2 separate regions of the Homo sapiens genome follow, and region 1 is linked to region 2. Evidence: read pairs that join two places in POLR2A ChIA-PET (ENCODE). Cell type or tissue: CD4-positive, alpha-beta T cell. All regions are shown on one strand. Links, peaks and the distances in the headings refer to the core of each region. The heading gives the core; the rest is flanking DNA. Region 1 overlaps CYTIP (cytohesin 1 interacting protein). Region 2 overlaps GALNT5 (polypeptide N-acetylgalactosaminyltransferase 5).

The links. Peaks named below come from ENCODE experiments on the same cell type or tissue, not always from the same donor. Only the 100,000 strongest peaks of a DNase experiment are listed, where the experiment ranks them.
Region 1: POLR2A ChIA-PET joins it to region 2 with 5 read pairs; 3 of 35 experiments call an interaction of 5 or more read pairs at or near these places.

Annotation. Positions count from the first base shown.
Region 1 is chr2:157,419,897-157,435,881 of GRCh38, reverse strand. CYTIP (cytohesin 1 interacting protein) reads left to right here. Exons shown (of 8, transcript NM_004288.5): 2 at 1,135-1,184; 3 at 1,458-1,512; 4 at 4,920-5,022; 5 at 5,230-5,323; 6 at 8,462-8,531. Among named protein-coding and RNA genes, the nearest start is that of CYTIP, 16 kb to the left of the region's middle. In CD4-positive, alpha-beta T cell, for the core only: no CTCF peak of the experiment used is centred there; no DNase peak of the experiment used is centred there; H3K27ac peaks cover 2,643 bases.
Region 2 is chr2:157,305,169-157,321,153 of GRCh38, reverse strand. It overlaps GALNT5 (polypeptide N-acetylgalactosaminyltransferase 5), which reads right to left. Exons shown (of 10, transcript NM_014568.3): 8 at 15,325-15,405; 9 at 12,426-12,587; 10 at 2,663-9,946. The coding sequence ends at 9,806. ERMN (ermin) reads left to right here. Exons shown (of 3, transcript NM_020711.3): 3 at 1-2,523. Among named protein-coding and RNA genes, the nearest start is that of ERMN, 13 kb to the left of the region's middle. In CD4-positive, alpha-beta T cell, for the core only: no CTCF peak of the experiment used is centred there; no DNase peak of the experiment used is centred there.

The DNA.
Region 1 (15,985 bases), core at 5,077-9,076, 120 kb before region 2:
ACTTGTCACATAAGCATTAATATCTCCTACATATTTTCCCCCTTCTAGTTTTCATCCTTTACTTATTTTATTTTGCTTTGTCTGGACTGACTATGCATTGATCTCTTGATATTTTATGTGTTCATTTATATATGACAACCATTTCAGGTTGACAATTAAAAACCATGGGTTAGCTAGTAGCTTATGTTTTGGGCCCTTGAAGCAACATTTGAGAATAGGGCTAATAAACATTTCCTGAACAAAGAAACAAACCGACCAAAAAAACACAAAAACCTGCTGCAATTTTCCTAAAAAATAAGTTGTCACCTTTTGTTGATGCTGCTTCTGTTTACAGTGGTAGAATGTGTCCTGAAAGCTTATGTTTATATGATCTTTTCCAAAAGTGCAGAGGAATGAAGGTGATATTATTTATACCATTGATACTATTCTGAGGTTTCTTTCCTTTCTTGGCTGGAAATTTCACGTTAGTCTTCCAAAACTATTACAAAAATAAATCATAAGCAGAAATGAGGTTTTGAGTTCCTGGTTTTACCTGAATTGTGTGTGTGAGTTGGTTGTTTAGAGATTATTTTATCCTACTAAAAACAGTAACGTATTGAATTATTATAGTAAACACTGTCATTTCATCATCATCTCCAAAAACTATAAAGTATTTGGGTTTCATATGCCATTCTAAGTATGCTATTTTTCTTTGGATTTCAGTGTGATTACAAATTGCTATGGTTAATCTTTCAGAGGCTGTTTTAAATACAGACCAGAGAGGAAGTTCTCTTTGGAAGCTTTGGAGTTTTGCCACATTATTTTAACTCTTTTGCCACATTGTATTACTATCTAAACCTCTTTCAATCTTTTAACTGGAATGCCTAGAATCCTGTCTCCCTACTCTCCTCTGCTATCACTAGAGAATGTAGAGAATGGAAATGGCTGCCTTTATGCAACAATTTCCCAGGAGCTGGGCCAAAGAAGGTGGTAAAGAACAGGTTGTGTGTGTGTGTGTGTGTGTGTGTGTGTGTGTGTGTGTGTGTGTGTGTGAGAGAGAGAGAGAGAGAGAGAGAGAGAGAGAGAGAGATTTAGAACATTTTACAGTGTATCTTGAAGACCCTGGGATAACTATATGTCTTTTGTGTTTTTCAGCTTGCTTTGACCAGATCAAGTTCTTTAAGTGACTTTTCCTGGTCTCAAAGGTAAAGAGATTGAATTATTTTTTGTCTCTCCCAAAATATTTAGGAACATAGCTCTCCAGACTGTTTTTTCCTCTCTCTTCCTCTCTCTCTCTCTCTCTCTCTACGCACACACACAGACGCACACACACAGACACACACACAGAATCTTACATACTACAATTTACATAAATGTCAGTTATTTTTAATTGTGACAGTTATTTTTAATGATAGATCTGTGCCAAATGTGATACTTTAATTTTCATGCAGTTTCTTTTTTAAACATTTTTATTACAGAAAGCTTGTTACTGTGGAGAAGCAGGATAATGAAACATTTGGATTTGAAATTCAGGTGGGCAATTTTCACATTTTCTAGACTTCCAAGGAAGAAAGTGGCACCGGTAGTGTCATGTTATGTGCAAAGAAAAAATGAAGTTAGGATTAGAGAATGATGGAGCCTATGACTTTTATTCAGTGTGTGGCTGTTTGGGGGTAGTTTTTCAGTGTGTTGAGTACTATTAAGGAAAGAAAACATTGAAGATGATAACAAAACCTCTGCGATATGCTCAGCAGTTTGTGCTTAGTTGCTTCAGTCTTCCCTTAAGTCCCAGACTGATCAGCTAGGTTGGTATCAGCTAGGTCTTAGATAAGAGAGTGAAATACATTTTACAGATGTGTACTTGATATATTTGCATGTGTTTTGTATAATCATATTGTTATACTGTGTATCAGATTTTAAGTATTTACTTTGGCATTCAAGAGACACTCGAAAGACTATACATCTGTGTATATAGAATGCATATATTCATGGATAGCTCCTGGTATGTTTTGCAACTAGAGTTCATATTGTACATAATGAGCAATTTGTAGCTTTTTTTCCTAATGACAATGCTTTATAATTGTTATTTGAAACACTTGAGAACATTTGGCTCTACTTGCAGATTGCCTCATGCTGTAGGAAATTTTTAAGTCTTTATAAGTTTCAGCATAATTGCCTAAGAATTTCATTGCTTATTAGCTGTCTGCTTTTTCATGAGCACATTTGTAAAATGGGTGAGGTAGGTCAAATGAAGTCTAACCCAATTAAGTGCAACAGTAGTAGCTTAAGCATTTCTGTTTTTTTTTTCCATAGTACGTTTGCATGTCTTTTGGATGTGTTTTGCATAATCATATTCTTACACTCTATATCAGATTTTAGATCTTAGCTTTACTGCTGCTTTCAGAAAACTCTGGTGTGATATCAGCCCCACAATTGGAAAGTCAGTGTTTATTTTAAGATTAGGAACAGGAAACTGCTAAGAAAAACATGTTTTATGAGTAAAGAAACAAAATGGAACTTTAGCTGCAATGAAGACAGAGAAGGCACTTTGAAAAGAGGATCACTTCTACTTTCCTAACTCCTGTACTTTTAAATTTGGAGGAATCTGTAATTCACCACAGTAACTGGTGAAATCTATAGGTTTTAGAAGCATAGTGCTCCCTCTTACTCCCCGGTCATATGAACTACTCCCTATTCTGTTGTAGAGACACTGCTTTTTGTCACTGCTTCTTTTTAAAGGAAAATTATCCTCAAGGATGTGCAGCAGTGGCTACTGAAAACTGGATAAACGACTACTCACCTTTCTTTATTTTTCTTATACTGCCATAATAATGTCACTACTTTCTTAAGTTTTTCTCCCATACCATAAACACTTATTCTCCGTGGAGCAAGAGTCAAAACTATGTCAGGCCACAACACCACTGAACTTTTGTAGATCAACATGAACTAATGGCACCTCTAAATGGCAGCATGTAGGTGTTATCTCAGTGATGCAGGAACCCACACTCCTGTAAATTCCCTCTGGTATATGCTCTCCATTGTCAAATACACACCATAATCTATTCCCTAGTACTCATCAGATTTGCAGCAGTTAACAAATAGGAGACATGCTTCTGGGAACTTTTTGAAAATCAGATAGAACCTCATGTACCCATATTGTGCATGCAGTGTGAGTACATGTTTGGGATGTGGCCTACTAGAGGAATGACACTTTGGAAGAGACCAGATCCATGGTTCTCCATGGGAGCTAGTTTTATGCTGCTTATCAGAATCGTGCAGCCCAATAGGAATGCAGACTTTGGACTCATGCACACCTGAATTCATATCCTCCTAATGCCTTATGGGGTCCTTAGGAGTTTTAAATGAAATAATACATGCAATGTACCTAGTGATGTGCCTTACCAATAGAAGATCCACAAATGACAGGTGTTAGAATGAATGTCACTGGGCATGAGAAAGGACAATGAGATCTTTGTGTCTCTAAGAAATGCAGGTGATCATTGTGTCACTGATCCCTTAATGGGAGCTAGAAGACTGGGTAAGAGAAAAAAGCATCCAATTAATACTTTCTGTAGCTTTGGGGTTTCTGTTTTTTTCTATTTCTAACTACCATATTTTACACCCAATGTGAACATATATGGAGGTGCCAGCTACATAAATCAACATGTTTCTACTGCACTGTACTTACTTTGATCTCTGGGAATGGAGGGTAGAGTCTCACTGCTAATGAGAATTGTTAGAACAGTGGTTTCCCAAAGGAGTGTCAGTTGTATATTTTATTCATGTACCACATGAACTAGATCAGTCTTTCATCTCCAGAAGGGTCTAGGCTATACTGAGAAGACCCCTGGCAGGAAAGCTGTCAATGAAGTTTCTGACATAGATGGGAACATAGTGCATGATCTTTTAAAGTCCCTTCTACCTTTAAGATATGGGGATTCTAAGTGCCTTATAGATTAGATAGAAGTCCTTTAGAGGTGAACAGACCCAAGTTTCTAGAAGTTGCTTGCATGTGGCTGACTTGTGATGCCTCAGGGATTATTGAATAAGAAAGAATGAACATCAGACATCAATTTTTTCACAAGGAAGTACTACTTTAATGTAGCTTAATTTTAGGAATCAGATGTTTAAAAGACGTACTCTACTCAGAACACTGATTTTGCTTCTAAGTGGAACTAGACTTCATAATTTAAATGTGTGAAAAAAAGAAAATTATATTTGTTATAGGTCATTGGGACACTATATCTAGCAAACATTTATTCAGTGTTTTGGTATAATTAAAAATAAAAAAACCCACCACCACCAAACTACTTGTGCCTAATTGAGGCAAGAGTTGAAGCTTAACTTTTTCTAATTTAGTTGGGTGACTAATGAACCGGTGAGGATTCAGGACAGGCATACCAGAGGGTGCTCAGAAATGAAGGTAATTGAGTCAATTATAGTACTTTTGAATAAATGCAGGGCAGATTGTCATTATGTGCAGAACTCTGATTTAAAATAATCATTGTTGGCATGTCTCCTTGCTGCATGTGTACAATTTCATACTCCTATAATGAGTGTTTTAGCTTGGGAGAACCACTTAGGGATTTTTCTCATTGCACTTGGCCATCGTTGTTTTATCCCATTGGGAAATGAGAAACTCAATTTTTAAAAATAAATCGTGATAGCATCAGGTGATATCTTGGGCTTGAAAATATAAAATCTTGAGCCACTCTCATTTCACTTTCTTTCTCATGACAGATGTCTTTATGAATGGAGTTGGCTACAGATTGTCTGGTAGAATTGCAAAATTGATACCTTGATTTAGTTTATAGTGGAAATCCTTTGTCCTTTGAACTTACCTATTATACTGCTTAATGATAATTGACATCATTTTAAATTTTGGCAAATAGATGTTGAGGTTGTTAAATAGTAACTATATATCATCTTAATTTTTACAGTCTTACAGGCCCCAGAATCAGAATGCCTGCTCCTCGGAAATGTTCACTTTGATATGCAAAATACAGGAGGACAGCCCAGCTCACTGTGCTGGCCTGCAAGCTGGTAACTTAAATTTTTGCTCATGTTAGGAATCATTTAAATGGAAAGAAAATAAAATGTTTTGAGAGTGAAGGTCAGGATGTATTTGTTGCTTTGAGTTTTCTTGGCTCCTTTATGTTTTTAAGACTTGGAGCTGCTTGTTTCATTTGCATGTCAGGAGGGATTATTTAACTAACCAACATAACACTCATTTTTCTTGGCATCTCCCAGGTGATGTCCTTGCAAATATCAATGGTGTGAGCACAGAAGGTTTTACCTACAAACAAGTCGTTGACCTGATCAGATCGTCCGGAAACCTGCTAACGTAACTATCTGTCTAGTTCCCGTGGGGCTTCAAAATGTTATGTTTTCTCATAAAGCCTGATGAGTGAATAAATAGGCCTTTTGTTCAGCATTACAAGACGGAGTGAGGCAGTGCACCGGAGCTTTAGAGTGGGGTACAAACATTATCAGTTCCTTTTGTTTCTCAAGATTCCTCACACTTGAACATACTGTCAACATCTGAAGTCAGAGGACATCAATAGCCCAAACGTCTGTGTGGGAAGGATGGCCTTTACAAATGTATTTTTTTAATGTCAAATTCAATTAAACTGGCACACATTCTCTTTAAACTGGGAAGAACTGATCCAATTTTCATGGTTGATATAATCCTGTAGCTAAAACAAATCAAAGGTCAGAAGGGCTGAGTTTTTCCTCTTATGTGACAAGCCACCTGTTTTTCTCTTCTAGTGTTCCATTTGGAAGGAAGAATAGTCTGTTCAACCCTCCCCACCCTGAAACACACATACTCACACCACATGTTCCAAATGTTCCAAACTTCTTTTTTTTTTTTTTTTTTTTGAGACGGAGTCTCGCTCTGTCGCCCTGGATGGAGTGCAGTGGCGCGATCTTGGCTCACTGCAAGCTCTGCCTCCCAGGTTCACGCCATTCTCCTGCCTCAGCCTCCCTAGTAGCTGGGACTACAGGCGCCCACCACCATGCCCGGCTAATTTTTTGTATTTTTAGTAGAGACGGGGTTTCATCGTGTTAGCCAGGATGGTCTCAATCTCCTGACCTCATGATCCACCCGCCTCCGCCTCCCAAAGTGCTGGGATTACAGGCATGAGCCACCGCCCCTGGCCCCAAACTTCTTAATAGAACACTGGCTTTCCCAATTAGAGGTTTGACTGATTTTTCTACCATAACAATACTAGCACCTAATAAAATCTTATTAGGATAGTTAAATGATGAAATTCGCTCATTCATTAAAATCATATTTATTGAGCAAATACTATGTTTCCAGCTCTGTGATAGGCTCAGGAGAGACGAAGATAAAGACTCTCTTAGTACGTTAATAGTTATGGAAGGAAATGGCTCAGAAAAGCCTGAAATTTAAGTAATGTGTATATTTCAGTTATTGATAACTACTATGAGAAAAGTGCAAAACAGCAATGGCCTGTCATGCTAGGTAAGAAGGCTGCTAGTTTGGCTTAGATGTGTAAAGTGGTCTTTTCTAGGGAGGCGATATTTGAGTTGAGATCTAAATGAAGAGAAGGATGGTCAAATGAACTCCTCGTAAGAGCACTTCAGGCAAAGAGAGAGGTCTCTGAGTGCTCACAATGGGCTTGGCATGTACAAGGGAAAGAGAAAAAGACAGTATAATTGGTATTTGATGGATTAGAGAGGGTATAATAAGAAATGAAGCCAGAGAGTTGGCCTGGGGGCAGACCATGGATCTCTTTGGACATGCCAACAAGTTTGGGTTTTATTCTGATTGAGGTGGGTCATATATTGTGTCATTTATTCTTCACAGCCACCCATGAGGTTAATTTTATTCCTATTTATAGATGAAGTGCCTGAAGCTTAGAGGGGGCTTAGTTAAGGTCACATAACTGGTAAGTGATAGGGCTGGGGTTTGACCACCTGCTCTGGATGCCAGGATCTGTCCTTTTCAGCTACAGCTGCTCCTTGGAAGCTGCCAGTAGAAAATCTGCTGGATGCTTTTCAGTGATTCTGGTGTAAAACTTCAAAGGATGCTTTGGGTGTTTGTGAGAGCAGATTTGAAAGATGGTGGTGGTAACAAATTGGGTCCAACTCTATAGGTCCTGTGAGTTCAGGGTAAAGGATGAGGTGCTTTTGCTCTAGAGAACCCTGGATCCAAAGGAGAGGAACCGTGCAGAGTCTGAGGGGAACTGCTGGTAGTTAGAGTCAGAAAGCATGTTCCACATGGGTGAAGAGGGTAGACCACAGGTAAATAGGGGTTGTAGATGGAGGTAACTGTTGGAAATCCGGGAAAATGGGAGACAGTCTGTACAAATACTGAGGAAAATGGCCAAATCAATGGTTGCAGTTTTGCCCATACACATCTATTGCTTCAGCAGGTCAAACTGACATTCAATCCCAATGAAACAGATTCATATGGATTCCCACTATTTCTCAGAGAGTCAAGATCACCTTAAGGAGAAAACAGACAGTATATAGCTTGCTACCACCTGATTATTCCTGGCATGATGCTATTAGAAGTAGAAGACTGATCTCCACATTTAATGCTTTTACCATGCCTTGAAAAATTCCTTGCATCTTTATAGAGAGGTACAGCTTAATTACAAGAAGGAACTTGAACCAACACTTTAAAAATTGGTGTGTGATTCACAAATGAAATTTTTAAATCATATTCAGATTGATGGTTTAGTAGTCAAAATAAAAGCCTTTAACTTGAACACACAGAACAAATCAAATCACTCAGAATAGAACAAGTATTTTATTTTTAGAAATGTGTGTGGTGTGGGAAGAACAGAACACTGGTAAGTTGATAATTCTAGGATTAGAGTTTGTAAACTGAATGTTTTGAGATAAAGAATCATATGAAGGTTATTATGTCATAGTAGTTGTACTTCTGTTTCTTCTAGTACCAAAATTATAAGGAGATTTACAGAGGTAAAGGCTCCTAGAATCCTATGGAGGAAAGGATTTCTCCCTCTTTCAAGAAGTAGCATGTTAATTCCATGGTTGTGAAAGCCCCTAGAGCCTATTATTTCTGTTGTTGTGCCCCTTGTGTTCAGCATGGTTTCTAGAATCTGGTACATAGTAGATGCCCAATAAATATTTACCAAATGAGTGAGGTCATTCAGCCCATCCCCACAAGAACAGATTCTAGTAGAGAGCAGCCATCATTGTCACATAGTGACTTCTATAAAATAAGCTATAGTTTACAAATTAACTAGGATCCTTTCTTTTAGCCACCTTCTCAAGGGGAGTTTTCCCCCATTTTCTTTCTCTGTTATCAGAAGATTTGGCTTTGGTCCAGCTACTCGAAGTGCCATGAGAACTGTAACATTTGTATTTCGTTTTTAGTATAGTATGTGCTCAAAGTGTAGTACTCTGTAGTATGGTACTTATTTAAACGAATCACTCATGTTACTCACTCCCCACCTTCCTCTTCTTTTTTTTTTCCTTAAAACAGGATAGAGACTCTTAATGGAACAATGATTCTGAAAAGAACGGAGCTTGAAGCAAAGCTGCAGGTTTTAAAGGTAATTTAATTTAATGCAGTGAGGCACATTTTTCATCCTTGAATGTGTGAGTGGTAAAATAAAGATCTATTTGAGGAACTGAGATAGCCCTTGAAAAAGAAATGTCGTGGTGAATCTAAACTGCTGAATTATCAAGAGCCGCACAATTACCTTTGGAGGAATATCAAATTCTGCAAACCAGTGTAAATCACTTTCTTCCTTCCTCCTTCTGTGTGTCTATGAGGCTCAGAAAGGCAACAGGAAGGCATGCCACTTGAAGAACTCTTCATTAGTGCACCTGTGATCTCTATTGATTTACATTTTGTTTGGAATTAAAACAAAAAAGGTCATTATTTTCCCAAGTGTGTTGGAGGGCCTGGGTTTTTCACTTTTTCCGTGTCCTCTTTTGGTGTCCTTCTCTTCTGCCTCATCCTTAAAACGAAAACCTTATCCGTCTAATCCTGTGACTGTCCTTGAATCTGCTTTCATTGGCAAATACACTAGCAAATTCAAAGGAGGAAGAAATTAGCGTCCAAGAGATAGTAAATAATGCAGGAGGTCCATTGAAAATTCCCTGGGATGGTTTTTTGAGGCTTTTAAAAATCTCAGTTTTCTGGGCTGATGAGGGTCTCCTAAGCCATGAAGTCCAGACCCTCACTCATGCATCTGAGTCATAGTTCTAAAGACCTCTCTGTTTGTCTCAGTGACCTCTGCATCCCAATCTCCCCCTTGCAGAGCAACCAGGTAGCCAATCTGAGCAGAGATTGTAGTTTACTTTAAGCAGGTTGCTTACTTTGGCTTTATTTAGAAATAGCTGCCATTTGTTAGTTTTCTTCATGAAATATGAGCTTATTAATTATTGAGCCCAAGAGAGTGGATTTTATTTTGTATCTTTTTCTTCCTCCACATCCAACTCATCAACAAGTCTTGCTTTCTTTGTCAACATTGGTTTGGATACTCTTGCCACTGTGCTTATCTCTGTGCTTTGTTAAATCAATTTATAGAATTCCTTGAAAAAACCTCTGCTCAAATTTTGACAGGAATTGAATTGTATTTATGAAATAAATGAGAGCAATTAAAATCTTTATGGCTTTCACTTTTCTCACTTTGAATTCAGGATCTCAATCTTTTTATTCAGATCTTTTATGGACTTAAAAAATATTTTGTAATTATCTTCCTATATTTTTACATATCATTTATTATATTCATTCTTGTTTACTTCCTCATTGTTCTTGCTATATTAATCTTTTAATTTTCAGCCACTTATTGCTAATGATTTTGTTTAAATTTAAAAAATCCAGTTTTGTTGAACTCCCTTTATTCTAATAATAATTTTTATAGATTTCCTTATATTTTCTATATAGATTTCTTATCATTTGCAGATAATAAAATTTTTTGCCCCTTTAGCTCAATTATTGAAACTAATTTATTTTTCCTCTCCTATAGCATTGGCTAGGATCATCAATATACTGTAAATAATGGTAATCTTATGGTTGACTTTAAAGAAAACATTTCTAACATTTTTGTTGCTACATTTTTATGAGGGGTAAACAGTGGTTCATATTGTACTTGAATTTAAAGTTAATTTGTTTTTGCAAAAGAAAGATAATCTTAGTGAACATCTTTTTAAAAAAGTTTAACTTTTTCACCTTTTCTTAGAAAAAAGAAATATTGAAAACAAGAATGAAAAATAGGGCTATATTCTATGGAATAAAGTACTAACTTGCACAAATCATTATTTGATGCCTTTAAGCAATTTCTATTCTTTGCATGTTTTTGCCTTAAGTTTTAATGTACATACTTACCAATGTATGAATTTTTCAGTATCTCCATCCTCTTCCAGAACATCATGAGCACCATACAATGTTTAAAATGCCCATTGAAGACCCTATATTCCTTATTATACTTACTTTAGAGGATTTGTATCAATTTTTTTAAAGTACAAAATACAGATTTTTGTTCTATAGCTGGTAGTGAAGAAATACACCAACTTGTTCGTTTTGATATGTTTGCTGTTGTTTGTTGCATTGTACTCCTTACCTCTAGGTTTACTTACTTTCTTGCTATAGTCCTTCCTTCTGTGGGGATAAGTAGATTTTTGTGTAAAAATGTTTTTATTTCACTGCTACTATTGGAAGAGAGTTTTGATAGGTAATTGAATTATTCTAAGTAGGTGTTTAGCTCCCTTAGCACTTTGAATATATTACTCCTTTAATATTTTTGTCTATGAGAGAGCTCCTAATTATTTTTGGCAGGTAATCTATATTTTCTGCTAAAGCTTTTTAACATTTTTCCTTTTTCCTTTAAGTCCTTAATTCATCCAGAATAAATTTTTATATATATTATGAGGTATGGGGAAAATTCCAATTTAATTTTTTTCCATATGAATAACCAGTTCTTCCAGTACCATTTATTTTGTAGTCCCCCTTTCCCCTTCAACTGACTTGCAGTAAAACCTCTATTTTTAAGCAAGTTCCACATATGCATGGATTTGCTTATAGGCTTTCTAATATGATCCGTGGGTCAATTTGTTTATCCCAAACTATTTATAATGAATCTTGATATCACATTGGGCACAGTTATTCTTGGTCCTTTGATCATCTATATAAATTATAAAAGCAGATTATATGTAAATAAATGTTGGTGTTTTGATTGATTTCAAATTTTATTTATCTATTTTTGGAGACAGGGTCTCACTCTATTGCCCTTGCTGGAGTGCAGCAACGTGATCATAGCTTACTATAGTCTCAAACTCTGGGCTCAAGCAGTTCTCCTATCTCAGCCTCCTGAATTCCTGGGATTACAGGCTTGAGCCACCATTCCTGGCTCTGATTGCACATTATATATATATATATCAATTTGAGGAAACAACATCATATGGTATTCTGTTTTTTTATTGATAGATGATCTTACCATTTTTTGTTGTTTTCTTTAAAGTCTTTCTAATAAAGTTATAATTTTATGCATATAGGTCTTATACATCTTCTGTTAGACTTAGTCCTCTGTACCTTATGTTTTTTGTTCTTATTATCGTTTCTTTACAAAAACTAATGCTTTGATTGACGTTAATAGACATGTGAAATAAATTTTTCTGTGCTGTGACTATATTCAAACACTTTGCTAAATTATAGAATAGTAATATCTATTCTAATAACTCTAATGAATTATCTGTAGATTATTTTGGATTTACTGTAGAGATAATAACTATCTGTTATGAATGAGTTTTGGTTCTTTTTCTTACTTTGCTTCACAGCTTAGGCGCTACCATACAACAATGAATAGAAATTATGGTTGTAGGCATCCTTGTTTTATTCTTGATTTTAAAGGAAATTCTTCCTAATTTCTTTTCCACTAGGAATGAGCTATCTTTCAGATTAAGGAGACTCCCTTCTATACGAAGTTTGCTGGTAGTGTTTATAGTGCTTGTCCATTAAACTTTATCAAATACTTTTTTTATGCATCTGTTAAGCTGGTCTTCTCATTTATTCATTTGAAAAAATTCTGTCAATATGTGAATGAAATTTAAATATATTCTAATATAAAGCTACCATTTCATTTCTATGATAAACCCAAGCTGGCTTATTCTTGAAATTTATAATTTGTAAATGTAATTACAGGTTCGATTTGCTAATATTGTATTTAGGATTTTGAAAGAGTTTCATTTTTCAGGTAGACTGGCCTGTAATTTTATTTTCTTAGATTATCTTTTTAAGTTTTGGTATCAAGTTTACTAGACTCTTAGCATGACCTGGGGACTGTTTTCCTCTTCTTATTTTCTGGCAGAATTTTAATAATACCATCTGAATCATTTTGTTTTAGGATTCTTTTTTGATGGGAATACTGTTAATGTACTGTTTCAATTACTTTATTAGTTGTGAGACTACTCAGGATTTCTGGTTTTTTTTAAAGACAGTTTTAGCGACTTATGTTTTTGTTAACAAAGTTTTTAAATTTATTAACTGAGTTGACAGTAAAATATTATTCTGATGTTTTAAATTTTTGTCAAAAATTGAGTGTGCCCCCATTTTTTTCTTGCAGTTTGTACCACTTTTTATGCTTCTTTTTTTTTCTTGATAACTCTTTCTCTACGGGATTTTCTATTTTTGGATCTTCTAGAAAACCAGTATTTGTGGCCATCTTTAATCCTTTTTCTGGTTGCTTTAAGATATTCTTTTGTCCTTATTGATCTACGGTTTTACTACAATGCAATTAGTTCTGGATTCATTTCTAAATTTATACCGTGTAGATCTTATAGTGCTCTTTCTGTTTAAAGACTTTCTTTAGCTTTGGAAAACTATCAACTCAATCTTTTTGGAATATACCTTCTACACCACTCTTGTATTATCTTCTGGAATTCATGTTAGGCATAGTTTCTTGATTTATCTTTCATGCTTCCTAATGACTATTTCATAGGTCTTTATTTATATTTTTGTGTTATATTCTTTCTGAATTCTTTAGTAACATCTCCAGAAATGTTCTTGCTAGCTGTTCTGTACAGAATGTGTTATTTCTATTGAGTTATAAAAATTACTTTCTTATTATCTTGTAGTTCTTTTTCATGTCTATCTGTTCTTGTTTTGTCATTTCAAATTTCTTGTTCTTATAAACATTGATCTCTCAGAGGATTATATCTCTCAGAGGATTATAAAAATTCTTATTTTAAAGTCTTTTTTGGACACTTTTCTTTTTTTTTTTTTTTTTGAGACAGAGTTTCGCCCTTGTCACCCAGGCTGGAGTGCAGTGGCATGATCTCGGCTCACTGCAACCTCCACCTCCCGGGTTCAAGGGATTCTCCTGCCTCAGCCTCCTGAGTAGCTGGGATTACAGGCACCTGCCACCACGCCTGGCTAACTTTTTGTATTTTTAGTAGAGACAGGATTTTCACCATGTTGGGCAGGCTGGTCGCGAACTCCTGCCCTCAGGTGATCCGCTCGCTTAGGCCTCCCAAAGTGCTGGGATTACAGGTGTGAGTCACCGCACCTGGCCTTGAACACTTTTCTATTTTCATTTTGTTTAGAGACAATCTATGCACAAATTATCAATTTTATTATCTTTTTTATCATTAAACATCTGTGTTTGGAGGTTTAGATTGCCTACTTCTCTTGCATGGCATATAGCCTCTCCCTTCAGCACAATGTGATAACTGGATGCTTGCCCCCACTTGGCACTTCAAGGCTATCAATCCAGAGCCAGGTCTGGGGGCTTCCGTGCCTTTCCTGAAGACTCAGTGAGCTGTTTGGCTCAGGTCACGAGGCTGTGTTTAGGTATTCCTGCCTTTCAACATACAAGCTCTACATGAGCCATAGCCAGCAGCATCAGCTTTTCTCAGCCTCCTTTCCCAGTGATGGAGCTTCAGCCAATGTTTTTTTCTTAAGCGGAAAACCTGTCTCAGACCTGTGTTTCAGATAGGTGTATTTAAACCATATATTGCCATAGAATTTATTTCTGCTTCTCCATATCCAGAAGACTTTAAGTTTCATTCTGTTTTCTATCTTGCATGTCTGTCCTGTTTCTAATCTTGAAATTATGAGATTCCGTTTAACTCTTGAGCCAAAAATGTCTTGGTCTGACCCATAGCCAAGGTCAGGCTGGTTTCCCCTCCACACAGTGACATTTATTTTGTGCATCCTGTGTAAGTCAGCATTCTTTCCCTCAAAGACTCTTCATTGCACCAGGGGCTCTTCTTTAGAAACAGTGGTCCTTTCTGATCCACATTTTCAGGGATTCCCTTTCTTCTGACCTATGATTCAAATGTTCAACATGAAAACAGCACATCCAATGGGCTAGCTGGGAAAGCTAGTTTGTAATCTACTTCTGCTATTTACTGGGTTTATATTGCTTGGGAAATATTTTGTTACATTGAATATTCATTTTCGAATCTGTAACTTTTTAGGGAAGTTATGAAAATTAAATATCATGTTATCAGTGAAAACACAATTGAAGTACTAAAGTGCCATGGAAATGTTCAGCTGTATGTCTCCTGTAGATTGAAAGCATTGGAAACTTCTTTGGAACAAATGTGTGATAGCTGAGAGTTGTTTTAGGAAGCCATTATTTTCACGTATTCATTCAACCATTATTTACTGAGTAGCTGCTATGTAGCTGGCACTGAACTAGGCACAGTGAGGTGATGCTGCCCAGTGGGGTTAGATCTCACTTGTGCTTTAGTTCTCATCCAATGAGAGCTCAGATATGTCTAAATAAACAATTGTGATGTCAGTAACACAGGCAGAAACAGACCCAAAGGAAAATAGGGAAGCTTGGTTACAGTTGAAAAACCCTTAGTCACTTTGACACATCTGCTCTTTACACTGGTATTTTCTTGGTTTAAGTGACGACATACTGAAATGACTGGGTCAAATCAACAAATCAGATATTGCAAAACCAGTATTTTTCCAAAAATTGACTGTATATATAAAGTCAGCCAGTGCTGACTTCGTATTTTTAGATAGTAAGTGCAGAAATATAACTTCCTCTTCTTTCTGTCTCTAGTTTTTACTGTTGACCTATCCCTATGCTCCTCAACTGGACGCTAGTCTCTTGTAGGAAATAAATCTCTTTAAGAAAGATGAAAGAGGTTGGTATGTATGCCAGGCACTTGCTAGCCTTATACTCCCTACGTCCCTAATTTTGACCTTCATATAACCACAGATTTACACAGTTAAAAGCTGGGAATAAGGCAGCATAGCAGTCCTTTTTTTTTTTTTTTTTTTTTTTTTTTGTGGCAGGGTCTTACCCTATTGCCCATGCTGGAGTGCAGTAGCATGATCATAGCTCACTGTAACCTCAACCTCCCAGGCTTAAGTGATCCTTCTACATCAGCCTCTTTTTTAAAAAAATTATTTATTTATTTTTGAGACAAAGTTTTGCTCTTGTTGCCTGGGGTGGAGTACAATTGTGCCATCTCAGCTCACCACAACCTCTGCCTCCCAGGTTCAAGTGATTATCCTGCCTCAGCCTCCCGAGTACCTGAGATTACAGATGCCTGCCATCACACCCAGCTAATTTTTGTATTTTTAGTAGAGATGGGGTTTCGCCATGTTGGCCAGTCTGGTCTTGAACTCCTGACCTCAGGCGATCCACCTGCTTCAGCCTCCCAAAGTATTGGGATTACAGGCGTGAGCCACTGTGCCCAGCCTCCTCGGCCTCTTAAGAACTGGTGTGCACCACCATACCCAGCTAATTAGAAAAAAAAATTTGTAGAGATAAGGTCTCACTATGTTGCCCAGGCTTGTTTCAAACTCCTGGTCTCAAGCAATCCTCCCACTTCAACCTCCTAAAGTGCTGAGATTACAGGCGTAAGCCACTGCCCTCAGCCCTCAAAGCAGTATTAAAGCTAGTCTAGACTATATTATGGTACAGAAAGAACAAGAAGTTGATTGAGTCAAGCATTTGATTGATTTATTGCTCGATTTTATATTGGCAACCATAAGGGTTGCTGTTAATTGTTACTAGTATCAAAGTTTGGAAAATTC
Region 2 (15,985 bases), core at 11,866-15,865:
TCTCTTTTTCACTGTAGAATAATGTGGAAATAACCCTAGATAAAAATTCAGTCTGATAACCTCAAATCAAAAAGCTTTAAATAAATTCTTGGGCATTTATCTTTTAAAACTTCACTAATATAGCATTGTGTGATAAGCACTAAGCAGTCAGTCCCCTGGGGGAATCTGGCATAATTCGGCTATAAATGTAGCAATGCTTGGAAAGGTAGTCATCAAATGAGACTATTTGAGGGGACTATTTGAAATGATTCTGGTATTTCTTTTGGTATCTTTCTTCCTGTACATTGGAGTGATGGAAAGTCTGGTATTAAAACCTCTCTTACTTTTAAACTTGATTTTGCAGACTCTGGCAATAAGCCTTCCAAAATTCTGTGCCTTTTCTATTATCACCAAACAATATGTTAAGTGGCTTTCCTTGGCATCTACAGAGAAAACATTCTATAGCCCTCCTTCCTAGGTGTTACCATTCACTGAATCTTCTCTCAGAGGGAGATGAGCAATTGTCAGTCAGGATAATTCTGTTTGCTAAATGTTGCCTTTATGCTTTCAAACTGAATTAAACCCATTGTGAGGTTGACACTGGGAGGGGCTAGAAGATTGGTGGGCAGCAGACTAAAGAGTTATGTTGGATAGTTTTATTTCTGTGGCTGAAAATAAAATCTTGTCTAGCACAGTTAAAGTCATTAAAAATAAAAATGACAGCTTTAGCACAATTTTAAGAAAATGCCCCTCTCTATTACCACATTTTCTCTTATTAACAGTATCTCAGAATAATTTTCTTTCCTTAGAAACCTGAGAGAATGCTAGTCATAACTGTACTAGTTACTATGAAAATGGAAATAATTATCTTAGAATATTTTCAAAGTAGAGCGTGAGCATGTATTTTTAGTGGGAGAGCTCTGATAGTTGTTGGGAATATATAATTTACTGGACCTCAGCCCAAATCAAGATGCTTAAAATTGTACTTGTGGAGCTTCACTCAAACCAATGTGTCAAATAACGTATTGAATATTTATGAAAAGAGAGACTATATTTATATTCTTAGATAGTTTGTTCCACAATTTTTCATTTCATGCTTCCATATATATTACCCTGAACTTTCTATCACCACAGATAAAGATTTTGTTTTGCCCTGCAAATAAAAAGACAATTCCTTATTGTCTGAATGTAATACAGTCTTCATTGTACTATTCAACCCTTTGTTTCTTTCTTTTTCATTTTGTGAAAAACTCCATGTTAGTCCTCTTAGATGACTGCTTATTTATGTGTAACATAAATCCCACATATTCTAATGACAACTTCTTTAATCCTTCCGGGTCATATATTATATTTCCATAGTATCACATACTATTATTTAGTTGTTTACAAGACTCCAATTTGAATTCAGGATTACAGTGCTCCTTTCATTCTTTCAAACAGATAACATAAAAGTTCTGTTACCCTCATTCTATACAACCTATGGATTTCATGTGTTACAATATCAGTTTCCAGAATAAAGTGAGGGAAATCAGGTCTTTATTGATAAAGTTAGGGAGAAGATTGATGCAATAGGACAATTTCCAATTTAATTTAGATCCTCTAATCTTTCTACATGGACAAGCTGTTTTCTTTTCTAGGTTACTGATAACCCCTACAATTTTCGACTTAACTTCAAAACACAGTATTGTGTTATCTATCACATAACAGGACCATGTTTTTAACCTACCATCAAGAGCCTGTATTTTGAGTTATTCCAACAGAGATGATGGATTCCTGTAGAACTAGAGGTGGGTGACCTATGGTTATGTGGCACGGCAAAGCAAGTACCTCTTAAGGGACTCTAATATATGCTAACGCTGGTCCTCTTAGCTCTGTGCTCTCACCAGACAATGAATGAACTATGAAAGATTTAGTCAACAGAAACTATTTTAGGGTATGTTTAGTTGGTAAATGCTTCATGTTCATGGATGACACAATGTTTTTGCAAAAAAACCCTGAAACTATTCTTTGGCATTGGTGTCCATGGCCCTATACCGCCATCTTACACGAAAGCCACAGAGTTGAAAGCCACAGAGTTGAAAGCCACAGAGTTAAGTGACCTCAGGTAACATAATGGTGATGGTTGGCCATTTGAGTCTTTGTAACCTAGGAAAGACAAAGGTCTGATTCAGATTGCATGGGGGATTTTTAACATATTTGAAACTCAGGGGGAACATGATTAAGAACACAAACTGGTAGCTACACATGAAGGTTTACTTGAGCTTTTGTGATTCAAAGTTCAGGGGTGGTAAGGACTCTGGTACCAGGGAAGAGGGAGAATTAATTTATTGTGCAAATGCTGGTATTTCTTACATGATTTTTTGTTTTCCTCTGTTGCTAGATAAATAGAAACTAATAATAGCTCTATTTCTCTGCCAATATAAAATCTACCTTTCATATAATGCTACATTGAAGGCACAGAATTTGCTACCATCTCTCTCTCCCCCTACCTACCAAACTATCCACAATTTAAATAAAGAACTGCTGTGTCTGACTTACTCTCAATAAAAGTTTGTGTCTTTATTTCTGGTCTCTAGACTTTATTTTGTTTAGCTGCCTTTTAAACTTTAGAAAGAATCCTTGTATATCAGCAGCTACTATGATAATTAATGAATACCTCTTCAGAAATCAAGAGAACACTTTATTTTAGTTCATTTGCATTATTTATTTCAAAAAGGTCTTAAAATGATTGTATATAAAATTGTAAAAAGGATTTCTGGTAGGTAGATATGTAATATACATGAAAAATTTTTATCATTTTTTAAGGAACTGAGATCATGTTTAAGATGCATCTTAACACGAACAACTTGAAGAAATCTCTGTAATCATCAGAGTAATACATTTAAACTATGCTGACATTTTCATAGCAATCGTTTCTGCATATTTACATGGGATCATACTTTTGGCATATTTTCAAATGGAGAACGGACATTTAAGTTTTTCAATGTGATAGGGAAAACATTTAAAATAAGTAATAATAGAGAATTATGGAGAAGGATAAAGCACCAGAGTATAATAAAGAAGAAATATGTTTGACAGTATGAGAAAGGCAACCACTTCTCTTAAAACTTGAACTTTCATCACTCTAAAAAACAATAGGATTGTAAAATGCAATGTCAAAAACTATATTTACCAATATTAAAGTATCAGACAGAAACATACCACAATGAATATGGGTTTCTGATAACCCCTACAATATTCTACTTAACTTCAAAACTCAGTATTGTTTAAAGACAATGAAAATGTGTATATAGTTCATGAAGAACATGAGATAACTGAGCCAGGCAATCAATACAAACACAATGACATGGGTAGTAGTAAGCAGCTGAACTCACTCAGAACATGGCAAACTACAAAATCAAATGATGATCTCTAGTAGCTAACTGCCAGCACAGGAGAATTTTGGAAATGAATTTAGAAAGTAATTTGGATGTTTACCTAGAATTTAAAGTTACATACTTGATTCCTTCTTTATAATAACTTCAGTCGATCAGATGCAAAAGAAAAAGTACTTAAAAATGTTTAATTCCAACATCCTTTATACTCCACAGTTTTAGTTTTATTCTCCCCTTAGCAAATGTTTTCAGGCAATCTTTAACACAATTCACTTACTTAATCTTTGGCTTCTCTTGTTTTTAAGCTAATATGTATAAAACTAGCAAATTTGGGGTAGTTGTTTGAAGCAGAAGACATGTGTGTAATCTTCAACTAAATAACAAGCACCCTGATAATTAAGAACTTGATTACTCCTTCAAGTTTGGAAAATGGTATCCAGAGTGTAAGTTCACTTGAGATACTTTTGTGCAGAAGGCCAGATGCAGACAAAGCTATACACCTGAAAGAGTTAAAAATATCTAAAAACATTTTATTTTCTTTATGTTGTGAATAGAAACTCTTGATATTTCTTTCTTCCAGATCAAAGCATCAAAAAAAAAAATATATATATATATATATATATATACACACACATACAGTATATTTACAAAAATTGCTATGTTTTTGAGTGGTCACTTAAAAATCTATTCATGCTATGAAAAATTTTAATTTAACATCTAATATAAAGGGTTTATTATATAGATGCTTATGACCAATATCCTTAAACTGGTAAATATCTGTCAATCAATAATAAAACAGAAAGCTCTTGTTTTTGAAAAAAATATTTATTACTTATTTGATGGTGACTCATTATTAGAAACAGCATATTAGAAGTTGCTGTATTTGCTGGAAAATGAGAATTTTCCCTTGTGTTTTGTATGTGTTTTTACAAAGCAAAGATTCACATAAACTTGCAAAGCGACTCTAATTGAAATGATAACTATTGTTCCATTAGGTTGAAAACAGAGGCATTAAATCTGTTTAGTGTGATGTTATTTTTTTCTTTCTTTGAGATACAGACACCACCAACACCTGGAATACTATCCATTAAGCTTCATTAGGGATATATAATACTTTATATGGCTTATTCAAAACTGTCAAAAAATAAATATTTTGTACAATATCTCTGGTTAATTTTTTTTTCTAATTGTAAGGCATTTTGTCTTGTAGCAACTATTGAGTAACCCATGCAAAAGTTGTTGCAAAAGCACAGTAGTGACAACCTACACAATGAGTAGGAATAAAAAGTCATGGTTTGTGTTTTAAAGGACTCCAACTTTTTAACTTTTTATTTCTGTTCAAGATGAGCAATCTGCTAGCTTTGATTAAAGGTTGGAGGGATCAAGGGTTGGTAATATTAATACAGGAGTCATTAAAAATTTATTTTAGGCCATTAGAAAGGGTAAAATAGTTCTCGGTGGATTTTTCCTTTAATAAAAAGCAGCCCCCAAGCCACTTATTTTCTAACAAAAAGCAGCCTGAAAAGTCAAGTTGCAAGTATAGATATGCAAGCTAGAGGCTCCCATATGTAAAGCTAGCAGCTGTACCTGGAAGCCAGGCACATTCAATATGGTGATTCCTGCTCCCTTTTCCTTGTCACCAGGTGTGTGGGTGACATGGCACTGGTGAAGTGAAGCCACGTGTGCAAATGTCATGGTGACAGCCAGGTAGAAGATGCATTTGCATAATAAAAGGTTAGGGTGGGAGGGCCAGTCTTTTCACCGGCTATGTAAGTAGTATACCTGGTTAAACCAATCCCCGGGCCCTATGTATATCAATCACCGCCTCCTCAAGCCTCTGTATGAAATCAATCAAATCTTGCCCCAAACCCAGAAAACCCTCTCTTGAGCAACTGTCTTTCTCAACATGAGGAAGCTTTCTCACTCTCTTCTTTATCTATTAAACTTTCCACTCCTAAACCCACTCCTCATGTGTGTCTGTGTCCTGAATTCTTTCTTGGCATCAGACAATGAACCATGGGTATTTCCCCAGAAAATGGAGCTTTTTCAATATTATTCACAGAGAAAGAATCCTCCACATGTCCACTTCTTTCTTTCACATTTGGTCCAGGAGATGAAAAAGAATAGGTTCTGCATGAAGTCAAAGAGATAGATCACAGCAAAACATGTGGGGGTAGCCATGTTTATACCTACACATCAATTGGTTACCACAGAGAGAGAGAGACCATGCTTCTTTTTTCTGTTTATACAACATCCAAAAGAGGCCAAAGGGGTTTAATTCAATCTCATCTCAATACTGTGGCATCAGTAATCTGAGACCAAGAAACTTTTAAATGCACCCACCTGAGATGACAGCCCTTTGTAAAGAAGAAAATTAATTATATAGCAGCATGGTATAGTGAGAGAAATTTTTTTTGAGCCAGATAAAATGGAAACTGGGTTTTATCTCTTACTTGTGGGATGACCTTGGGCAATTTACCAAATTCCTCATCTGTATGTGGGAGTTATCCTTCTTGTTCATATAACAGGGAGAATGAGAGTCATTTGATGAGTTGTACCCATCAGTGAGATGGGACACATATAGCACCTACACAAATAGTACCTACACACACTCAATGATAATTAGTTCCTTTCTTTTTTCCCATCACCCAATGTCATTTTTTTGTTTTAATCCAAGATTTTGGGGCTTTCTTCTGAGGTAAAAATTATTATTATTATTTTTTGAGATAGAGTCTTGCTCTGTTGTCTAGGCTGGAGTGCAGTGGCGCAATTTCAGCTCACTGCAACCTCCACCTCCCGGGTACAAGCAATTCTCCTGCTTCAGCCTCCCAGGTAGCTGGGATTACAGGCGCCCACCACCATGCCCAGCTAATTTTTGTATTTTTAGTAGAGACGGGGTTTCACCATGTTGCCCAGGCTGGTCTTGAACTCCTGACCTCATGATCCACCCACCTTGGCCTCCTAAAGTGCTAGGATTACAGGTGTGAGCCACTGCGCCTGGTTGGTAAATTTTTTTTCTTGTATTCTGAATATAGGAATTCAATCAGAGATGTTAAAACAAAGAAAGATGGTACTCTCTGGCATGTTTCAATCTTATTCTATTGCATGAGTGCCTGCTAGAAATAATTACAAGCCATTCATGAAATCAAGGTTGGTTGGGAATATTGGACTCCTATATACTGTAAATGGTATCTTTGCCCCTCTGCAGTCCCAAACTAATACTAGAAGTAAGGTGTTTTAATATCTAAAAGAATGTTTCCAAATTAGTGTGGCGAAGCTAATAATACATTGTGATCATGGCACATGGTGGTTTGCTGTGAATGACAGCTGAGGGGATGTCAACAAGCAGTATTAAGCAAATTTGATGCTGGTGATAGAACAAGATTGTACCAACAACAACTGTGTCAGCTTACAAGAGAGTAGGGCAGAAGCGCTGGGTAACTGTTGAAAAGGAGAAAGAAATTGTGCAAACTGAAAAGTCTCAGAAGCACTTAGATGGCTTGGTAAGTTGGTTAGTGCTGTCAAATATTATCAAGACCACCCTTGTATTCAAGGTAACAAGATGCATAGACTTTTTTTTTTTTTTTTTAAAGTAAAGGCAATGACCTAAGCTAATCCAGGGAAAAATCTGTAGCTCCTGTAACACAGCCTCCTATTGAAGAATTCAGTGCTGATTAGGACCTGTCTCATCCAAAGGTTTATCACTAGAATTACCAGAAGACCGAGTAGCATGTATACCTTTATTCTAATCTCCTGAAAAAATTTAGAAGGCTATGCTTAAGAAAATGTTGGTAGTAGATGTAATAATAAATCAATACACTCAAGTTTAGGCCCATATAGATTCCCAACTAGTGATCAGTTCCTTGCTTCTTAGAGTAACTGAGCAAATATATGATGAAAAGCAATGTATAAAATTCTATCCAAGAACAAATTTGTGATGTTCAAAAACAATCCTTTGTTATATTGACAATATAGATTTAAATATAGCTTTATATAATAAGTTTGTCAGGGTAAAGTCAGAAAGGATGTGAACTGAGAGGACTGCAGAAGTTTCTGTTAAGGAAAAAAATCCAACTTCCTTTAGTTGATATACCCAAAGATAAGTGTATTCAAAATGCAATTCATTTTTTTTCAGAACAGAGTTGACTTCTTTGTGGAAACTATTTTCGGATAAAAAGAGAGCCTATATACCCGGGGGAAAAAAACCTCTCAACATTTTTTAGTTACATGAAGAATTACATGAGGCACCTAGCATGTTCAGTTTGTCAGTAACTCAATTAGTCTTTTGACAACTGACTTGCGTCCCCCCATCCCCCTTGCCCCATATGGCTCTGTTTTGAAAAGAATTAGAGTCATGCATCATTTAATAACACAAATACATTCTGAGAAATGTGTCATTAGGCAATTTCATCATTGTGTGAATATCAGAGTGTACTTACACAAACCTAGATGGTGTAGGTAGCCTACTACACACCTAGGCTATATGGAATCCCTGTTGCTCCTAGGTTACAAACTTGTGCATGTTACTGTATTGAACACTGTAGGCTATTGTAACATCATGGTGAGTATTTGTGTGTCTAAACATAGAAAAGCACACTAAAGATACCATATTATTAATATAATCTTTTGGGACCAATGTCAAATATGTGGTTCATTGTTGACTAAAACATCATTATGTGTCATATAACTGTATCTCATTTCCTAGTCATTCTCTTACTCATCTGCAGTTTTCAATTATATGAAGAAAACATCTTAAATATGTTACAAATGTGCAGAAATAGTTCTTTTTCCCATTCTTAGTTATAGTTTTGCTTTTACGTAACTCATTGGGAGTCAAAATTAAATGTTAAACTAGGAGTCAGAATGAAAGATACCTAGTTTCACAATCATCTCAACTGAACAAAAGTTTAAATTTAAAAAAAGAAAAAACATATTAACAAGAATATAGTATGGTTGTCCTCCAGGGACCCAATCCCAGCAAAGAATTGTGTATCTCTTTCTAAGGAATTCTGTGAAGCAGATTTGTTCGGGCCAGTGACCTGAGGCATTAGAATGAGCCCTGTCTCTGGAAACCTGAATTCTAATCTTGATTCTTTGACTAACTTGCCTGGGTTTTAAGATTTTTAGGTAATTTATCCTCTCAGCATCAGTTTTCTTACCAAAATGAATGCAAAGGCTATCCTGATTTCTAAGGTGTCTTCTGGTATGCCAAAGTATTGGTATGCTTAAGATTAGAGGCTTTATTTGGATGAAATCAGTATTTAACTTTTCCCAAATTTGTCAGTGTTCTCACTGGGTTCACACTGAGGGCTTTACTCTTTTTTCCTTCATAGAGATACTAGATCCCCTTCTTTCTTTGGCCAAGTCCAGCGGAATTTTTTCTTAACTCTCTTCCTAAGACTTGTTTACCTCATTCCTTTCCCCTTTCATGATGTTTCCTTCACTTCATTTTCCCTTTGAAATATTTTAGAACCCATTTTTCGCATATTTCATCCCTGTGAATGCTACTATATCTAAAGTAGTATTTTATTATTTTTATATAAAAGAAACTTTCAGCAGCTCTATTTCTGCTTTACTCATTTCAACTCCTCTTACTTGGCCCTGCACTAGAGTGCATTCAATGCTTAAATGCATTTTTGATTACTACAGTGTGTTATAATCCAGCCTTTTTTCATTGCCTTAAAAAAAATCCACATGAATCTAGGAAGTTATTGGTATCATAAATCTTTAAAACTGTAGTTTTAAAAGCACAAAATGAACTGAAATAGTGTTCATACCTAGAATTAAATAAGCATTTGAAGGCCTCTTCTTCCTCACTTAAATTTTTTTCCACTGATTCAGATTGGGAAAAACCATTATGTAATTTAGATCAAAATGCTGCCATCAAGCAGGGTTACCAGCAGTAGATCAATACTATTTCAAACTGTTAGGTAAGCATGCATGTAGTCTGGAGGGATTTCACAAACGTGACAGCTGTGGGCATCTGAGGTCTTCTAGCCATAAGAACTCAAGAAATTTTTGTTTGATGAAAAAATCCCCAAATAAAGGACTAAGTTAAGTTCTCATTGATCATTCCTACTTGTGGGCCAGAAGAGCTGATTATTACCAAACATAGTCATTGGGAATATCCTCATGCTTTCTCAAGTCCTTCTGTCTTCATTTCCAGTTACCTGTTAGCTTTCACAGGGAAATTTGCATGATGAGGTCTAGCATAGGGTGGAAAGCAGGCAATTCAAAGGCCACCCAGTTCCGAAGAAGGACTTCAGTCCAATGTTGGACTGTTTTCCTGAGTCATCTTTTGGTATTCCAAATATTGTGATTTATAAAAAATCTTCCATTCAAATGTTATTAAAATTGAAAATTTAAACTACCGCTGAGAAATATAGTTTCCAAGTTCAGTGTTATTTTCACAGTATTTAATGGGTTTACTATATAAAAACATCAGTTACACTTCAGGCTTCATAATATTTTTCAAATTTCCACTTTTGATATGGCTTCACTGGGTCACAGGCAGCTACTTTCAGGATCTTTTGAGAAAAATTTCCTTCCAAGCATAATAATTGCTGATTGTTTTCAAAAACAATGTGATTCACCTGGAGAGAAAGAAGAGCTGGGAATGAGCCACAGGCTGAATTTGATAACTGCAATATGAAGAAATGAAAATCAATTAAAAAAATGGACAGGCAGTTATATTTTTGATTTTTAAGAATTCTTCTGAACTAAATTATTAACATAAACACAGACTTTGAAAAGTATTAAATTTGTCTCTGTCTCAGACTAAGTAATCATCCTCCACCAAGCTATAAGACTTTTAAGTCCTCAGGAGGCAAAAGAAAAATTTCTTGATGATATGGCTGAGAACTATACTCTTTAAAGAGAAAACATTACAGATGACATTTATTGGATTTGATAGATGATAACTACTTCATTGATGGTAAAGAAAGAATACATACCGTAACAAAAAGTTAATTAATTTTTAAAGTAGGTGTCTTTGTGAGTTTGGATTACAAAATTCTGGAAGTGATGTATTTTATTTATGAGCTCCTTACCATAATCTCTGACAATTCATAATAACTGATGTCCAAAATCCAGATTAGGAAAAAGTCAACAGCATTAAAGAAAGTTATATTATTGCTTAATATTTAGTGAATATCCTAGAAATGGTAGATAAATTAGATAGACCTTACTAATGGCTTATATATTTTTTCATCTATAAATTTTCTTAATTACGTATGACTATGACAAAGACAATCTTAATTACACATGTTGTTTTTAAACTTTAAAAAGTTATCAAACAGGGGTGACTTTCATAATAATTTATTTTAAAGATTGCTGCTACAAAAGTATTGTCACCCTTGCAGGATTTTGGAAATACGATGCTTGAGTATTGTCAAGGATTTGTAAGGAAGTCTCATTTTATACTTCTCTTGTTGTTTAAGACTTACATATAATGGGAGACCTAGTAGCAATAGCATGAAAACTACTGAAAAACTGAAAAAAGAAGAAAGCTGATCACCAAGCTATTCATCTCCAGGACATTTGGTAACATCAAAAGGGAAACCCAAGACAGAAGGCAGCTGTGTAAAATGTTCCAAAGTCATAGGTACAAACAAGGTAGGGAAAAGGCTTTCTAATTTTTGCTATCTTAACTAAATTACCTCCTTTACCAAATCAGCTTACCGCTTAAGAGAAACTGCTATGCTTGAACTCTTTCCCAAGATTCAATTCTGGAGATGAAGAATGTGTTTTAGTTCTCGTTCTTATTCATATTCTCTCTCTCTCACTCTCTCTCTCTCTCCTTACCACATCCCCCCCTTTCTCCTTCCCTCCCTCCTGACTTTGGCACAGGGAGAAGGTAAGATGTAAGTTATTCACTACACTGCATGTTTATGGATTTCCTAACACTATGCAAAATAAAATTAGTGGCATATATGCTAATAATTCCTAATCTTTCTGAATAACTCAATAATAACCATTATTACTAAAGAGAAAAAACTGTTCAGAAAGAATTGAAATACAACAGAGAAGATCTAATGGGAGAAATGTTGGAGAATACATTACTCAGGCCCCAGTTTTGGCTCTGAGCAGGAAGAAAAATGTTGAGAAAAGAATAGTCATTGTGTTGTTAAAAGGAACGGAGGCACCTAAAGGAAGCAAAGGTGCTTACTTTGGGGATAGCCCAGGACAAACTGAGAGTCTCCAAATACCCAAATATTTACTGTAGACAGTAGATTTGGTGGCTACCTGCTGGAGAGATTGTAGAAAATTTAAGAAGGCAATTCTGAGACTATTCTCGCCAATCCCAAGCTCCTACACCAAGGCTTATGACTCCGTATTCTGTTAAAATGTAATTGGGACAAATGGAGAGGACTTTGAGAATGAATACAGTAGACCAGGAATGTTCTGGTAAATGGAACAACTGGACCTTCAGAAAAGTATCCCTGATCCAGTAACATCTTCCAATTTCTGTGGTATAAATACTCCCAATATGGCCAGTTTCCAGCTACCAATGTGGTATGATTAAATGCAAAGCTGGCAAGGGTGTGCACAAGTGGCTCCAGCGAGCTGGTGAGAGTTGGCTCCAGCAGACCCTTAGAAGCCCCGGTTTCTGGGTACCACAGGGGATGGGAAGAGTCTCTTATGGAAAGGGGGCAGAATGAGGAACCAGATTCACTCTAAAGTGCAGGACTTGTAGGAGACATGCTGCTTCCTGTGTTGCCCATATCCTCTCCTTATAAGCATTACTGATGACCAGTGGGGACCAGTTCTAGCCTTTAAGCCTGACTTTCGGTGTTGTTGATTGACTGAAGCAAATGATAGCAATGCAACTAGAAGAACTTGGTGATTTCTATTTAAAATAACTCATTTGAAATAAATTTTGAAAAATAAAAAAAAAAGGACTTGTCAACTTTCGAAAGATATCCATGCATCTCTGTGAATGAACTTTTACATAATCCCATGGTCACAAACACACAAAACTTCTGACTGAGGAAGGTGACAATGAGAATTTTATGTCCTATTTGATCAAAAGTCAAATTTGTGGTAAAGAAGAGGTACCAATCTTTTGCTTACCAGTTCTGGATGAAAGACTGATGTTGATTTATGCAGCCATTTTAGCCCTTTGTTTCTGTTATCACAAGGGTGCAGCCTTACGGCTCCTTTATCAGGGATGGGGGCTATACACCATTCTCCACATTTAATAAGTCTTAACCAGGTGTAATTAAATTGTTGAAGCTGTGGGGGAAATGAATAAAGAGGTCACTTCAGGCAGCAAACACAGGCAGGGGCTTTGTCAAACATTTTTGTTAGCAACAGTTAAGAATATAGGAACTATGATCTGACATTTTATATTCAAGTCCTGGTATTATCATTTGTAATTCTGATAGTATGGGCATATTATTTACCCTGTCTAATCTTATTTTTCTAATTATTTTTAAGTTGGATAGCGATTGTATCTATCTCAGAGGGTTGGGGTAATGACTGTCAAGTGTTTAGCACACAATAAGCCTTCAATAAATGTTAGTTACAATAATAAAAATTATTCAGTGCAATTAATTCTGTCTGCATATGGATGTCATTTCAGTGTTCTGAATCCCGACAAGCCTGGTGCTTAAAGAATTGGAATGTTCAGTCTACCACATGATTAAGGTTCTAAGCCACGGGTGGCTACAGGGAGATACCAGTCATAGCCCTAAATTTCTTGGGTGGAGATTTTATGCTTCCTTGTATAAAACCATCATAAAGGCTTTGTCCGATTGTAGGAAAGGTGGAAGTCCTTCTTTGCTACTAGCATGAGGAATCATCAGGTTGCTACCAGGTTGGCATCCCCCAGTTCATAGAAACTGCTCTTGGAGAAATTGCCAGTGTCTAAAATAAGTACCAATTCAGGTAATGAAACCATGTTTTTAATTCTGAAACATTTTTCTTCAGTTGTTTACAACCTACTATTGTCTACCCGGTCAATTTACTCTAATGCTCTGGGTCTGTGGGAAATTTATCGTTTTGTACTAATATAAACATATTTGAAAAAAATAGGCTTCTGGTAAAATCTATCTAAATGCCTTTACCTAATGAATCATTTGTATTGTAAGTGAAGTTTAACTTTGATTATCAGGTTAGATCAAAGTCATTGTGTTGGACCTTGCCATTGGAAGGGTGGTCCTTGGACCAACATCCGCATCAGCTGGGAGCTACTTAGAAGTGCGGAGTCTCAGCCACATCACCGACCTACTGATTCAGAATCTGCAGTGTAACAAACTCCCCAGGTGATTCACGTGAACATTAACATGTAGGAAGCATGGAAGTATGGCATAATATAAGGAAGTTATGTGCTACTAAGAGAAGCTAGATATTACCTTGAAAAAATACGTTTCAACTGCTTTAAAGGTTAATAACTAAGGAAACTTTTTAGGTAAGGTAAGGGATAGAGCTTGATGATTCAATCTAAGGGTCTTATTCTTTCTGAGCCTTTTTGGATGAATGTTGTAGTCACTGGCTTGGTATTAAGCCTCATTAATTCTGCTGAAAATGAGTTAACTTCCTCCACATTTCTTTACTTTTTATTACCCAAGCAAACCACAAGAGGCAGAAGCTAAAAATGAGCAACAAAGACTAAAAGGGAGCTGGGGCTTTGTGGAAGTCGAAGCCTGCATAATTTATACTTTTGCCTCTCAGCATCCAATTGAGAAAGACTCAATGGTCATCAAGAATAGAATTTGGGTTTTCAGATAAAATGCTGGTTACTCTGGCACAAAAACTCCCTGCTATGATGATTCCTAAAAAAAAAAAAATGCATTATTTAATACTTTCCTTTCATATAATGTGAAATAATTGTGGTTTTGTTTTTACAATTTATGACTTTATTTCCTCTTTGTTAGTAAGTGAAATTTATTTCTTTTAATGAGTTTTAACACTTCTTCACTTCCCTTTGACTCCTTTCTTTCCTAATTAAAAAAGAGTGGCCTTGGCTTCAGGTTTACAATTCACAGCTAAATATAGCAACAGAGATACCTTTTCTTCTAGTAGTAGCTCTGAGTTAAGAGGTAGAGATGGGATGCACCAAAAAATATAAACAGTATCTTGAAGTCAAAGCAAAGATGTAAGACTTAACAAGCCTAGATTACCATTGCAAAATAATCTCTGTACCAAAGAACAATCTGCAATTTTGGGAACTGATTTCTATTCATGAATCCATTTTCCTCTGAGTCCTATTTGCCACTCAAACCAATAACTGTTTCCACAAACACAGAACTGTTAAGGAATGTATGTTAGAGAGGGAAGTGTAATCACTCAGAGCTCACCTCCAGCACTGTGGAAGGAGTCTCTATTCCCTGCTTCCTGGCCCGACTCCCTCTACTAACCATTGCGCTCTGAGTTTGGGGAGTTTTCCTATAGGAGTTTCTACCATGGATCATGGATTTGGTTATTTCCATTACTCCCTTAAAATGCGGGAAAATGAGGGGAAAGAAGAATGGAATCAGACAATAAGACTGCTTCCTTAGAATGATTATTTAGAAATATGTTGTCTCTTTAGTATCTTTATCTATGTTATGCATTTTTTACATTTTTATCTTTATTATTATTACAGCAAACATTTACAGAGCAGTAAGCATTAGGTATTGTTCTACATGCTTCATATGTATTACCTAACTCCAGCCTCACACCAGTTCTAAAAGTAGGCATGATTATCACTACCATTTACCCAAAGGTTAAGGAATCTGCAGACGTTAACACGCTTTTGCAAATGATGGTGCCAGGACTGGATTCATTCTGGACCCAGTGAGTTGACTGCAGGACCCACACCTTTATTCCCTTAGTCACTGTCTTTGTGTTTAGTGGTGGACTCTCTTTTTACAAAGAAATTTAGAAAATTATTTTTCTGTTGGGCAAAGATGAATTTCTCAGTTGAGCAATGAATGTGTCATACCCTGCACCTATCAGCTACCATGAGATAGAAAACAGTTTAGCATACCTCTTTGCTCCCATCGCAGTCTTCCAGAATGACTGTAGTGTTTTCAATGGAAATGCATTTACCCAAAGCCACATTAATAAGCTAAAAAGCAAAATACGAAACAGGAATTACAAAATATTTTAAAGTAAAACAAGACATTCAGACACATTTAGAAAATACAGAATATAAAACTATAATAAGGTTAAAAGTTAATAGCTTAGCATTACTTAGCACTATCCAGTTTTATTGGTTGCTATCTCTAACAGAGACATAATGTAATCTTGTAATAGTACAGCTTCAATCTGTTAATTTTGGCCTGTGATCAGCCATAGAGCCAACACACAGAAGCTTTTAATTAACCCTTGCCTGGAATGCTAAATAACAAATGAGCAAAGGTGGCAAGAAAAGTAATTATTTTCTTGTCTTAAGTTTATCTAATGCATATACTAAAAGTCAATGCACCTATAAGAGTTATGAGCTATGTTCCCTGACTGACCCCTTCAAGCCTTTTGACTGCTTAAGCACTGAATCATAGATAAATTGAGTCCTTCAAAGAACAGCAGATTCCAGCTGATTCCCTGTCAGAATCTTCTTAATGACCCAAGCAAGCTACAATTCATTATAGGAAAGTCACGAAAGCTAATACAGAGCCAAGCATAAAGGCACTTTCTGGCAGGCCCCC